Regions from separate parts of the Homo sapiens genome. Here all the other regions are linked to region 3. Evidence: chromatin contacts called from ENCODE Hi-C or POLR2A ChIA-PET data. All regions are on one chromosome and are shown on one strand. Each heading gives the region's core, a stretch centred on a gene start or an enhancer-like site at or near the end of the contact. The rest is flanking DNA. Distances are from core to core; before and after follow the strand shown.

Region 1 (4,601 bases), core at 11-2,510, 190 kb before region 3:
TTGCAAAACAACATTTGTGTAGGTTTTAATTTCTTTACAGATATTAACACTTTAAAGAAATGTAAAACAGTCATGTGCCGCATAATGACATTTTGGTCAAAGACAGGCCGCACATATAACGGTGGTCCCATAAAATTATAGTACTGTATCTGTACTGTACTTTTTCTATGTTTAAATACACAAATATCTACCATTATGTTACAAATGCCTAACGTATTCATTACAGAAACATGCTGTATAGGTTTGCAGCGTAAAAGCAATAGACTACACCACGTAGCCTAGGTGTGTAGGAGGCTACACTGCCTAGGTTTGTGATAAGTACATTCTATGATACTCACACAATGAAGAAATCACCTAACAACACATTTCTCAGAATGTTTCACTGTTGTTAAATGATGCGTGACTGTATTAAAAATTAATATAAACAATAAATAAAAGAAATTAAATATTTCCTTATTTTCTCTTAGCAATGGCTTACAGTCTTCACTTTAAAAATAGTAAACATTTAAGCATAACACTATCTTACAAACTAGCCGTTTTACACCTGGCTATTCACATAAAGAAATAAAACTATATGCCTACACAGATTTTTACATGTATTTTAATAAGCATTTTTATTTGTAATAGCCAAAACCTAAAAACAACCCCAAAGTCCATTGCGGTAGCTTTAAAATATGACAACAAATTCTTTAACACTGCTTTCTTCAAAAGCAGCCCCAATTCTTTGCTCTTTGAGTGTGGGCTAGATGGAGTGACTTACTTCTAGCAAACAGTATCATGAAGAAAGTAACAATGTGTGACTGCTGAGACCAGGTTATAAAAGGCATTGAAGCTTCCAGCCAGATGCAGTGTCTCAGCACTTTGGGAGGCTGAGGCGGGCAGATCACTTGAGGTCAGGAGTTCCAGACCAGCCTGGCCAACATGGTGAAACCCCAACTCTACTAAAAATACCAAAATTAGCTGGGTGTGGTGGCGCACATCTGTAATCCTAGCTACTCAGGAGGCTGAGGCACAAGAATCGCTTCAACCTGGGAGGCGGAAGTTGCAATGAGCCAAGGTCATGCCATTCACTCCAGCCTGGATGACAGAGTGAGACTCTGTCTTTAAAAAAAAAAAAAAAAAAGGCATTGGAGCTTCCTGTTTGCCCATGCTGCTCTTGGATCACTTGTTTTAGCAGTAACCAGATTTCATGTCATAAGGACACTCAAGCATCCCTGCAAAGAGGATCCTTGGTCAGAGGACCAGAGACTGAGGCAATCTCATGAAATTCCTGAGTCAGAGTCACCCAACTAAGCCACTCCCAAATTCCTGGCCCAGAAACTGTAAGATAATACATGCATGTTGTTTCATGCCACTAAGTTTTCAAATAATCTGTTATACAGCAGTAGATAGCTAATATAACCATCCACAGGTAGATGGATTTTAAAACTTGTGATAAATCCATACAATGCAATCGTATTGAGCAATAAAAAGGGAATGAAGGACTGAAACATGCAATATAATTGGACCTCAAAATAACACTGAAGAAACTAGACTACAAAAGTCCATTTACATACAATTCTAGAAAATGCAAACAAACCAATAATGATAGCAGATTCACGACAGACTAGGAATGAGGGAAGAAGGGAGAGAAACAGAAATTACAAAGTGGCAAAGAAAAACTTTTAAAGCATGATTGTTATATTCACTAAATTATTTGTAGCGATTTCATGGAGATGTGTGGATCTCAAAAGTTATCAAATTGTATGCTGTAACTATGCAGTTTATGTCAATTATTCCTTAATAAAGTTGTTAAAAAAACATCATTATATTCCAAAGAGAAAAGCAGAACATTTTTCTCTTTTCTGCTTTTCAACTTTTTTTTAACTTTTAGGTTCAGGGGTGCATGTGCAGGATGTGGAGGTTTGTTACATAGGTAAACGGGTGTCACAGGGATTTGTTATACAGATTATTTCATCACCCAGGTATTACACCTACTATCCATTAGTTATTTTTTCTGATCCTCTCCCTCCTCCTACCCTCCCACTCCAATAAGCCACAGTATGTGTGGTTCCCCTGTATGTGTCCATGTGTTCTCATCATTTAGCTCCCCCACTTATAAATGAGAACATGTGGTATTTGGTTTTCTGTTCCTGTGTTAGTCTGCTAAGGATAATGGCCTCCAGCTCCATCCATGTTCCTGCAAAGGACATGATCTCATTCTTTTTTATGGCTGCATAGTATTCCATAGTGTATATGTACGTATGCATTTTCTTTATCCAGTCTACCACTGATGGGCATTTAGGTTGATTCCACGTCTTTGCTGTTGTGAATAGTGCTGCAATGAACATACACATACATATGTCTTTATAATAGAACTATATTCCTATGGTTATATACCCAGCAATGGTATCTCACCCAGCTGATGTGAGATGGTATATCTCATTGTGGTTTTGATTTGCACTTCTCCAATGATCAGTGATGTTGAGCTTTTTTTATATGAGTGTTAGCCACATGTATGTCTTCTTTTGAGAAATGTCTGTTCATGTCCTTTGCCTGCTTTTTAATGGGGTTGTGTTTTTCTTTATAATTTAAGTTCCTTATAAATTCTGGATATAAGAGCATTATCAGATGAATAGTTTGCAAATATTTTCTCCCGTTCTATAGGTTGTCTGTTTACTCTGCTGACAGTTTCTTTGATTGTGCAGAAACTCTTTAATTAGATCCCATTTGTCAATTTTTGCTTTTGTTGCAGTTGCTCTTAGCAACTTCATCGTGAACTCTTGGCCCATACATATATCCTGGATACTACTGCCTTTAAAATGTAACATTACCAAAATTAAATTTTCTATACACTTGAATAGAATGTCAAGTATTTCATGAAATTAGATGTCAGTAATCTAGACTATTTACTGGCTTTGTTTTGGAGACAAGAGTCTCACTCCATCACGCAGGCTGGAGTGCAATGGCATGATCTCAGCTCACTGTTACCTGTACTTCCCAGGTTCGAGCAATTCTTGCGCCTTAGCCCTCTGAGTAGCTGGGACTACAGGCATGTGCCACCATGCTCAGTTGATTTTTGTATTTTTACCAGAGACGGGGTTTCGCCATGTTGGACAGCCTGATCTCGAACTCCTGACCTCAGCCTCCCAAAGTGCTGGGATTACAGGTGTGAGCCACTGTGCCCAGCCACAATAATGTAGGCTATATACTTTTAATACTTCCATTAGTGTGAAAAGTATGTTGTCAATAAAGCAACAGTTCTGTCTCTGACTTGCCAATTCTCAAGCCACAGCTATCTAACAGCTAATTCTTTTCTTTTTCTTCTTTTTTTTTTTTTTTTTGGTAGTTATTGTTGTTCTTAAAGCCCTTCCTCATGGACAGCTAACTCTTTTCTATATTAAACTGCTACACAGAAATTCCTCAATTCATCTACTGGTATCTAAGTCTCCAGTCTATACTTTCCCAGGAGAAAATTCACACATTTTCCCATCATAAAAAGTTTAAAAGCCACCAACAGAAAAGCTAAGGTTCACTTATATTTCTGGAAATTAACAGTATTATTCCAAGCAACACATGTATTACAAATAATCAAAAATGTCAGTTGACCAATCTGCTCATTATAAAATGAACTTACAAAAGTGCATAGAATAATATATGACTCTTTAAAACCAACAGCTCACACTAAAGTTATTCCTCATACATGTATGACCACAGTTAAAGCAGCACTATCTCTGCTCTCTTCAGGAAAGGAGGAAAGCTAAGACGCACTTCAAAGATCTAGTCCAGAAAGGTTAGTAAAAGAGTAGGCTGCATAACCATAGAGAGCATTATCCCCATTTCCAGTTCTTACAAGTAAGGTGACTTTGGCTCTAAGTATACATTTTGTAGTTTCAAGTCCTTGTGATTTATTTAAATATTATTCAGGGCCAGGCAAAAGACTCCATTGCAACAAAAATTAAAAATAGAAACAAGCTGGAATGGGAGGCAGAGCAATATGGCCAAATAGAAGCCTCCACCGATTGTCCTCCCTGCAGGAACACCAAATCTGACAACCACCTACACAAAAAGCACCTTCATAAGAACCAAAAATCATGTGAGCAATCACAGTACCTTCATATTGCTGAAAGAGGCAGTGAAGAGGATAGAAAAGACAGTCTTGAATTGCTGACCCCAGCCCTCCCCCATGCGCTCGTAGCAACCACAGGGCACAGAGGAAGAATCTGCGCTGCACACGGGGAAAGAGCACAGCAACTGTGGGACTACAAGCCGGAACGCAGTGCTGCCAATCCCGGCAGAACTCAGCCAATGCCAATGAATGGAGCATTTAGACCAGCCCCAGGGACAGGACAATCACACAGCCTGGAGGTTGGAACTGGAGTTTCTGCAAGCCTCGCCACCACAGGCTAAAGTGCTCTGGGGTCCTAAATAACAGTAAAAGGCAGGCTAGGTCACAAGGACTGTAACTCCTAGGCAAGTTGTAGTGCTGGGCTGGGCTCAGAGCCAGTGGACTTGGAGGTACATGACCTAGTGAGACACCAGCCAATGCGGCTAAGGGAGCGCTTGTGTCACACATCTCCCAATCAAAGGCAGGAAGGCTCCCAGCTCCAAAAGAGATTCCG
Region 2 (4,916 bases), core at 1-2,500, 180 kb after region 3:
ATGGCTAAATTTCTGAAGTAAAAGCTATAGGATCTTTGTGTGTGTGTATATATTTAAAAGGCCTTTATAATTTCTATAATTTTATGTTTAATTGGCAATTAAATCTGTTTTAATTTCCCTCCAGCACACCAGACTTTTTCTCTCCATACGTTATGATGTAAATTTTGCTATTCGATTTTCACCTCAGTTTCCTTAAAATGCAAATTCAAGGCTATTTAGCTGACAACCGCTTAGAGTAGTAAAACAGGTTATCAAGAATTCGAAGGTGTGGCTGGGCACGGTGGCTCACGTCTGTAATCCTAGCATTTGGGAGGCTGAGCCGCAAAGATCTCTTGAGGTCAGGAGTTCAAAACCATCTTGGCCAACATGTTGAAACCCCGTCTCTACTAAAAATACAAAAAAAATTAGCCAGATGTGGTGGCAGGTGCCTATAATCCCAGCTACTCAGGAAGCTGAGGCAGGAGAATCACTTGAAGCCAGGAGGCAGAGTTTGCAGTGAGTCGAGATCAAGCCATTGCACTCCAGCCTGGGCAACAGAGTGAGACTCTGTCTCAAAAAAAAAAAAAAAAAAAGTAAAAAAGAATTTGAAGGTGTAAGAAAAAAGCTCTTTATGAATCTATAAGATGAACTTCTTTCAGCATACCTAATACATCTGTGTATTTATGTGTTGTTGTGTACACAGTGTTTTGCTACTGAAAATATATAAAAGAGCTCTAATTAATTGGCTTAAGAAAATAAAAGCACTTGGCTGGGTGCAGTGGCTCATGCCTGTACTCCCAGCACTTTGGGAGGCTGAGGTAGGTAGATCACCTGAGGTCAGGAGTTTGAGACTAGCCTGGCCAACATGGTGAAACCCCATCTCTACTAAAAATACAAAAATTAGCCCGACGTGGTGGTGCGCGCCTATAATCCCAGCTACTCCAGAGGCTGAGGCAGGAGAATTGTTGGATCCCGGGAGGAAGAGGTTTCATTGAGCTGAGATCTCATTACTGTACACTCCAGCCTGGGTGACAGAGCAAGACTCCATCTCAAAAAAAAAAAAAGAAGCTAGTGATTCCATATCTTCAAATCAAATTTCAGTGGAGTGTTTACCGGGCAAGGAAGGCAGGGGGGTCAGCTTGCTGACAGCCTCAACCTGCCAGCCCTCAGCCTGCACATTTGTGATCACCTGGTCACACACCTGGGCAGGAGGCTGCCCCTCCTCCCTGGTTTGAGGAAGCAGGAAAAGGTACCCGCGAGAGACAGCCAGCAGTTCTGTGGAGCAGCGGTGGCCGGCTAGGATGGGCTGTCTCTGGGGTCTGGCTCTGCCCCTTTTCTTCTTCTGCTGGGAGGTTGGGGTCTCTGGGAGCTCTGCAGGTAAGGAGGCCTAGAAGGGCCTGGTGGGCCTCTCCCCTAGTAGGGCTCTGGGAGTGAATTTCAGTATGAGCCACCCTTCATGGGCAAGGGCAGGCTCTCTCGGGTTGATTATAATGAACCACAGTGCTACTTGTGAAGTGCTATTATTGTTGATAAAGAGTGTGCAAATGACAGTGTGAGTGTAAGCGTGCATGGCGCTGCAGTACACACTAATCAACCATGACGATGTGTGTGAGTGTAAGCGTGCCTGGCGCTGCAGTACACGCTAATCAACCATGACGCTGCCATCGTAAGGGATGGCTGAGAGTTTGTCTTTATGAACGTGGGACAGTAAGTGGGGCACGGAGCGGGGGTGCAGGGAGGTGCCAGCTGGTGATCATTGTGCAGAAAGCTGAAGAATGTGGCTTAACAAGATTCTGACTCCTCCCAGTTTATTACCTAGCATGGATTTCCTTCAAAATACAGATTTCGTGTGAAAAGTCCAACTGCCACAAACTGCTTGGGAAGGGTGGATGCTGACAGGCAGGGCTTTTGTGAAAGACGGGAATGAACCCTGACCTGTCGCTAATAGGAGTTGTGCCAAACTCATCACATACATTAAAAAATAGAAAAGGATTTATTTTTTTTTTAGTTCTATGCTCCCTCTAAACCTCGAGTGGAGAGGCCGGGCGTGGTGGCTCACACCTGTAATCCCAGCATTTTGGGAGGCTGAGGTGGGTGGATCACCTGAGGTCAGGAGTTCGAGACCAGCCTGACCAACATGGAGAAACCCCGTCTCTACTAAAAATACAAAATTAGCCGGGGGTGGTAGCAGGTGCCTGTAATCCCAGCTACTCGGGAGGCTGAGGCAGGAGAATTGCTTGAACCTGGGAGGTGGAGTTTGCAGTGAGCTGAGATCGCACCCTTGCGCTCTGGCCTGGGCAACAAAAGTGAAACTATGTTTCAAAAAAAAAAAAGCTGCAGTGGAGAGTCTGGAGTTCCCATCCCCACCACTCACAGCCTCCCCCATCATCAGCGTCCCCCACCAGAGTGGCACATTTGATAGGACTGAGGAACCTACTTTGATGCATCATTATCATACATTGTATTTTTAATCCTCACAACGGCCCTGCAAGATCGGCCCTGTTTTTACCACCCCCCACCTCCACTGCTTTAAGGGTGAGGCCACTGTGCTTCTGGGCATCCAGTAACAACTCCTCGGAGCCAGAATCTGACTCCTCACAGGCCTGAGCACTGCACCCCGTGGCCTCCTGCCTGTGCTCACCGTGGCCTGGTCTGCGCTGCACGTGTCCCGTTAGCTCCACCTTACAGGTGCGGAAATGCAGGCTTGGAGCTGAGAGACTTGGCCAGGGTCACAGGGCAGAGAGCAGATTCTCCAACTCAGGGTCCCAAGTCCACACGCTTTCCTCTCCACCAGATTTGAAGATTGTACCAGGAGAGCCGCAGTGTTCCAGAGCTACTGAGGGGCTGGGCTGGGATTTGCTGTATTCGAGAAGACCCCCTTGGACCCGAGAGGCTGTGGGCTTGGGGAGCATGAGGAGGTTTCACAGCAGAAAGGACACCCCGGGGCTCCTGGATAAGCCAGAAAATGTGCCAGGGGAAGTCGGGCTCCAAGGGCACCACTCTGGGCTTCCAGCTGTGTGGGCTGGACCAAGAAGGCTCAAAGAAATGATCTCAGGCTTGAAGTGGGGAGAAGAAACTGTATTATGAAGGCAGACGAACAGTTCCTGCAAAAGTGAGATTTGTGTGTGCAGCTGGGCCGCACTGGACCAGGGATGAGAGTGGGTGCCCGGGACTCGCCTATACTGCCTGGGGGTGCAGCCCGCACTCCTCACTATAGTCAGATCAACTATGCGTGCTTTCCAGTGGCCTGGGAGAGGACTCCATAGGGAGGGATGCTTACCTTGTGGGCTTTGGAATATAAGCCCTTTCACCTTCTCCGCTGGTCCTCATCACGTTGGCAAGGCAGGTATTGTGACCCTGTTTTCTCAGGTGAGGACATGGAGGCTGGGAGGGGTCTAGAGACTGGCCTGGCTAGTAGGAGGCTGAGTCAGGATTTGAACCAGCAGATCATCTGACCCCGGAGCCAGTCGTGGGCGGCACAGCGGGAGCTGCAACCGAGGCTCTTGACTCCTGCGTCGTCATTCCCTGAGGTCCACAGGACAACCAGTTGGGGACCTGGGGCCCCATCCTGATGCCCTGGGGAGAGGTGCTAGGCCCCTTTTGGGTCTATGGGCTACTTTTGGGCCAGTGGAGCTGGGTAAAGACCATCTCAAACCCTGTGCCAGGGGAGGTCAGACTCCAAGAGCGCCACCTTTGGGCTTCCAGCTGTGTAGGCTGGACCAAGAAGGCTCAGAGAATTAGGGGGTTCGTATTTGATCCTTTTCCTTCCAAGACTGGGATTACCAGATAAAACACAGGGCATCCAGTTACATTTGAATTTCAGGTAACAATTTTTTTTAAGTGTAAGTATGTAGCCAATATTGCATGAGAAATACTCATGCTAAAAAGTTATTCGTCGTTTATCTGAAATGCAAGTTCAAATTTAACCGAGTACCCTGTATTTTTATTTGCTAAATCTAGAAACCCTCTCCAAGAGGCTCCTTGGCCCACTCACAGGGAGAGCCCGATCTCCCTCTAGACAGGGGAGGCCCCCTTTCTCAGGCCAGAAAAGATCTTGTAGTAAACTACTCAAGAGGCTGAGGCAGGAGGATCGCTTGAGCCCAGGAATTCAAGACCTGCCTGGGCAACAGAGCAAGACCCTGTCTCTAGGGAAGATATCCTACCGTAGCCTCCCTCGGGGACTCCCATTCCTCCCACCTCAGGGCCAGTCAAGGGAACAGGCCTCTGCTCTGGGCAGAAGTGCTGGCAGCCGCTCTCTGAAAAGCTAGGTGTTGCCTCAGGGTCTCCCGGTGTCCTGTGGAAAATGCCTGGCCACGGTTTCCATGGTTCCCAGGCTCCAACCCTGCAGTTCTCAGCCCTCATTCAGGAGGGGCCTCGGCAGGGTGGGGGGTGCCGTCTTTCCCTTGCTGGAGCCCCAAGGACTCTGCCGGCTCCCTCGCTTTGGCAGCAGCACTGCCCACCCTGTCTCTGGAGGTTCCCCCGCCTCAATCCACCCAGCTACCCCGAAAGGCACAATCATAGGCCTTTCTCGTCTTTTAAGGGTTTTTACTTCCATGGGGAACTATGTGTTGGATGAGAAAAGTATCCGGGGAAGGGGACAGAGGTTCAGAAAGCTCTGCGAGTCCTGGACGCTGGTCTGCCTTCTTGGCTCACCCTGGAAGGTGGACGCTGGCCCCACACATCCCCTCTTAAAGACGCAGGCCGATAGCCAGCAGATCCTGGGGCTTGCTGGCCCCAAGTGAGTTGTCAGGGTTTCAGAGGACACCAGTCATGGCAACCCCAGCTCCATGGCTGCCACACAGGCCTGGGCTTCCCAGGACTGCCTCCTTCTTGTTCGCTTATGTAGATGAAAAATGAGGTAACGGCACTCCCCTGCCCCACCCTCCTCCCAGAAGTGCCCAGGGTGTAAACGCAATAGCTTGTGTGAAGTCCACTGG
Region 3 (4,420 bases), core at 402-2,901:
CCTACACATCACACTCCCCCAGCACTCCATTTAACGTGGCTTAGCCCAAAGAAGTTGGAAAATTGTGTGTGAGAGAATGTAAGATTCAAGCATCCATGAGCGTGGGAGTTGCTAGACAAAAACTAAGGTCCTTTCCAGCCCCAAAAGGCCACGATTCTAACCTATGAACCTACTCAATATTTCCTTCAAGGTAACACAAATCCCTAAAATTTACCACCACCAAGCAGTAGTTCCTTTTATGGTCCTAAATAAGATCCTTTATCCAGGAATGCCCTAGGTTCCTATATTCTGAGATTTCACAAACATCCTCATTTTAGCTTCTGACTACCAATTTCAATGGTAACTTTTCTTAAGCCTTATTTTCAGAAAGTAGAGTCCTTCTATTTTTAGTATCTTGCAACGCCCAAGCCCCCGTGCACTTCTAACCCACTACAGATACTGTACTGCAACATTTTCTCCGTGCATAAACGCCTACCTTTCTTTTTTTAAAGGCTAGTATATTGTTCCATTATACAAACGTACCGTAATTAATATTTCACCAGCTCTTACTAATGGACTTCCGGTCGTTTCCAATTATATTATAAATATTACATACAATGCTCAGGTCAACAACTTTTTACATGTGTATCTTTAGCGTATGCAAGAGCAACTAAATTACCACTGGGTCATTTCAAGTTGCTCCTCTTTGAACTGTTTTGAGCTTAGATCTATCTCTGAACAGGAACAAAAACTAGAAAGCACCCAAAACTCTGGTTGCAGATGCAGAAATACAGTGTGGCACAATGCTAATGGGGGAAATGGTCTCTTCTTTGACGGATCGCCTATTAGCTTGAGACTAGATCTTAAAGGGTTCCCAAAGCAAGAAAATACACTGTAATTATCGAAGAATTTTAGATACCTCAGAGATGAGGTTAAGAAATAGTAAAAGCTTAACAGTCGAAGATCTGAAGCTTCAATTTCATTCTTTGATGTTCCCGATTACAGAAAGTTCAAAGATGATGTTTAAAAATATTATATATGCCCAAATGCTTAAAAAAAAAAAAGGAAGCATGATAAACGTCATCGCCCAGCCTTCTTAAAGATCGCTCCCACCCGCGGCTAGCCGGGCAGGAGAAGAGACTCGAGCGGCACCCGAGCCGCATCCACGCCGCCCGCCCGCCCCTGGGGTCTGGGTAGGTAACGGGCCCGGCGGGAAGGAGGGGCTCCCAGGCCGTCCCTCCCAGCGCTCACCTCAGCTCCTCGTCGACATTCCCGCGGGGCTGTTCGGCCGACGCCACCATAGAGGAAGTCGTAGAGGTCTTGTTCTTCAAGATCCCCTTGATGGGCCGGTGCGAGGCCGTCGAGGCCGCCATTGCCGGGCGCTCCGGCTGTCGGCTCAGGGTCGCTGCTTGGCGTGGGGTCCGCGAAGAGAAGGGTCGGCACAGCAGAGACTCGCAGGCAGCCGCAGATCCCGCTCAGGGCTAAAGCGGCCGCAACTGCTGCCTCGGAAACGGCTACCGCAGCGGTTGTCACGACACAACGACCCCGACGCCAGAGCCAACGCCGAACGGGTGGCGGCTACTCGCGCACCCTTAGCCACTGGCACTTGACCCGCGGCTCGCGGAGAGACGCCGGCCTAGAGCTCCAGCGCAGGAGCGACGCGACGCCGAAGCCAAGCGGACCCGCCCTCTCGCGATATCTAGGGAGGAGGCGGGGAGAGGGCGGGGCGAGAACAAAGCCGACCTCCTCGCCCCGCCCCCTCCGTCCCGCCCGGGCTGCTCGCCCCGCCCCCGCGCGGCGCTGGGAGGCGGGAGCTGTCTCTGAGAACCTGCGGGAGAGCGCCCGGGCTTGCTGCTTCCCGGACCCGCGCGTCTCTCGAGCACCCTCGTCCCACCACCTTGTGAGGCCGTAGTGTTATTTTTATTTTTTAGATCAGCAGACTGAGACTCGAGGTGACGTCACTCCGCAGAGAGGTTAGCTGACTTGAAGAAAACGGGTATCTCCTCTTTCCATTTCGCCCGTGTAAACAGCCGAACTGCCTATTATAAAAGCATGGACTGCCAGCATTGGAGTGGTCCTTAGAGGCCTATTATGAAATCATAGAATGTCTGCATTGGAATCGCCTCACCTCCTTTTACCGCTGGAGAAGCCGACGGACAGACGGGCAGCGACCCCCGCCGTCGCACAACCCGTCTAGGCAGAGAGCGCAGGAGACGGGAGGGCGGCAGGGACACATCTCCCAGCCAAGGACCTCCTGGGCCCGCAGAGGCCGCGACAGGTTCCCCCCACAGAGGGAACCAACTCTGCCGCAGGTTGATGTGGACTTCAAGCCTGCAGAACGGAGAGCCCATTTCCATTGCTTAAAGCCACCTCGTGTGTGGTATTTGTTATGGTCCCTGTACACTCCCTTCCCTCCCTCTCCCAAGTCCAGTCCGCAGCTCGCTCATCACCAGGCTCTTTTCCATGACTCTTTCTTGATCAGGCCTTTTTATCGTCCTCACCACAGGTTAGAGCACAGCAGACTGAGCCACCCAGAACTGGCCCCTCCGGTGGACCAGCCCCTGCGGATTCACAGACCACTGGTCCTGGAAGGGACCTTGTCAAGCAGGCCCATAAGGTGGCTATTCAGCCTGTTTCTCCAACAACCCCAGGGGCTAGAAGCCCGCCACACCCCCGTGTAACTCATTTTGTTTTTGGACAGCTCTGACTCTGGGAGTTCTTAGATTGAGCTGACACCTCGCTCCCAGCAATGTCTGTCCACTGCTGTGGGGGGTGAGAGGAAGCGTTTTCCCCTATCTAGCCCCTATAGCAGCAGTTTCACTCCCATGGCTCATCTCTGGACCACAGTCTCATCTTCTTTAACACAGGCTCTGTGCCTTTTGAGGATGACCCTGTTCTGTGTCCTTAGGACTCTGCCCCTCAGGGATGACTGTAGGGTTCTGAAAACGATTGTTTTTATCGTCTGGCCCCGAGCCCCTAGCTCCTAGATGAGTTCCTGGCACAGAACAGGGCCTCAGTATGGGAATGGATGTGGATGGAGATAATGGAGGGGAAGTGAGCTGGAAGGGGAGAAGGGAAACAGGGTTGCTGGTCACAGAGTGGAATGTGTTCCCCAGGGATTTGCCTCAGCCAGGGGCCTGCACAGTCACTGTTGGCACTGTCCCCACCTTTGTTCCCAGTCAAATATCCACTGGTGCCGTCTCTCCCTCCCAGGCCAGGACTGCTCAGTGGATCTAACATTACACCCTGACAGCCCTGTCCAGCCCATGGAGCAGAGAGAGAGGGTTCTCAGCGAGGGGAAGCAGGATGGCCACCTCCCTTCCCTTCCTGAGTTCTTTCCACCCCAGTGTTCAACACCTGTGTTGCGTCTCCTGCCCTGTCAGCAGGAGTCTAGGTCAGTGATGGCAATCCTGTTTTCAAGGGAATACACAAACTTCCCTGTATGTTCCAAATTATTGGGCAGATTTGCTTTGTTCCTGCTTGGGCTGGGAAGCATCACTGAGTTCAGCATCCCTGAACTCAACTGTGACTGGGCCCTTGATTAAGCAACAGCTTGCTTTCAGACCCTCTAATGAAAGGGACTACGATCGTATGACATAAAGTGTTTTATTAGTTAATTAACTAACAAACATTGGAACAGGAGGTGATGAAGAGTTCTCTGAAGAACCTTGGAAACATATTTCCCTCATCAAGAGTTAAACTTTTGTCTCCTGTACTGGTTCTTCCACTCCCAAACCCACAACAAATGAATGCAGATGAAGATGACTTTGGTAGCACTTAAAAAAAAATAGTTTGTAAAATTGTGAGGGCCAGTACTGCTTTTTTTTTTTTTTTTTTTGAGACAAAGTCTTGCTCTGTCGCCCAGGCTGGAATGCAATGGCACAATCTCCACTCACTGCAACCTCTGCCTCCTGGGTTCAAGTGATTCTCCTGCCTCAGCCTCCCGAGTAGCTGGGACTACAGGTGCCTGCCACCACACCCAGCTAATTTTTGTATTTTTAGTAGAGATGGGGTTTCATCATGTTGGCCAGGCTTGTCTCAAACTTCTGACCTCAGGTGATCTGCCCGCCTCAGCCTCCCAAAGTGCTGGGATTATAGGCATGAGCCACCACACATGGCCTGCTTTTCCTTATCTTTCAGAATAGTTGAACTACTTTATTCCTCAGTGTGGCCCAAATAAGATTTTCAAATGCCTCTAAACAGAGCTCTCCTTCTGTGCCTCTGCTGAGGTTTGCTCCTGTAGGAAGTTATCTGGACCAAACAGCCCGAGCACTGAATTTAGCTGTATTGCTGTTACATTTCCTGTGTGTTGAGGGTTTGGCTGCCAGGAGGTGAATTGTAGATAGAATCTTTCATTCTGGTTTCAGTTTCTGGAAGTAGCTATTGAGCTCAAGGCAAATCATATATTTAAAGATATATACATGATTTAAGGATAATCTGG

Evidence for each region. Hi-C counts contacts between places; a loop is a spot of excess contacts on that map. ChIA-PET counts read pairs that join two places held with the same protein, here RNA polymerase II (POLR2A). Pooled maps may share reads with other maps.
Region 1: POLR2A ChIA-PET joins it to region 3 with 11 read pairs in A549. The contact joins the enhancer-like site here to the promoter of PPP1R2 in region 3. POLR2A ChIA-PET finds 5 or more read pairs at or near these places in 4 of 52 experiments (A549, GM10248, H1 and 1 more).
Region 2: a loop to region 3 is called in a map of K562, with 2.6 times the contacts of the local background. The contact joins the promoter of MUC20 here to the promoter of PPP1R2 in region 3. A Hi-C loop is called at or near these places in 1 of 168 maps with a recorded cell type or tissue (K562), 2 of 37 single-sample maps with no recorded cell type and 2 of 50 pooled maps. POLR2A ChIA-PET finds 5 or more read pairs at or near these places in 3 of 52 experiments (OCI-LY7, PC-9 and WTC11).

The regions. Positions count from the first base shown.
Region 1 is chr3:195,351,976-195,356,576 of GRCh38, forward strand. All of the region lies in intron 4 of ACAP2 (ArfGAP with coiled-coil, ankyrin repeat and PH domains 2), which reads right to left. Among named protein-coding and RNA genes, the nearest start is that of XXYLT1, 83 kb to the left of the region's middle. Within about 2 kb of position 1,261, at least 3 of the 41 ENCODE cell types and tissues checked have a DNase peak (open chromatin) inside an H3K27ac peak, as active enhancers do.
Region 2 is chr3:195,719,728-195,724,643 of GRCh38, forward strand. MUC20 (mucin 20, cell surface associated) reads left to right here and starts at 1,251. Exons shown (of 4, transcript NM_001282506.2): 1 at 1,251-1,356. The coding sequence starts at 1,281.
Region 3 is chr3:195,541,674-195,546,093 of GRCh38, forward strand. It overlaps PPP1R2 (protein phosphatase 1 regulatory inhibitor subunit 2), which reads right to left and starts at 1,652. Exons shown (of 6, transcript NM_006241.8): 1 at 1,231-1,652. The coding sequence starts at 1,352. RefSeq lists a silencer at 1,624-1,863 and an enhancer at 4,370-4,420.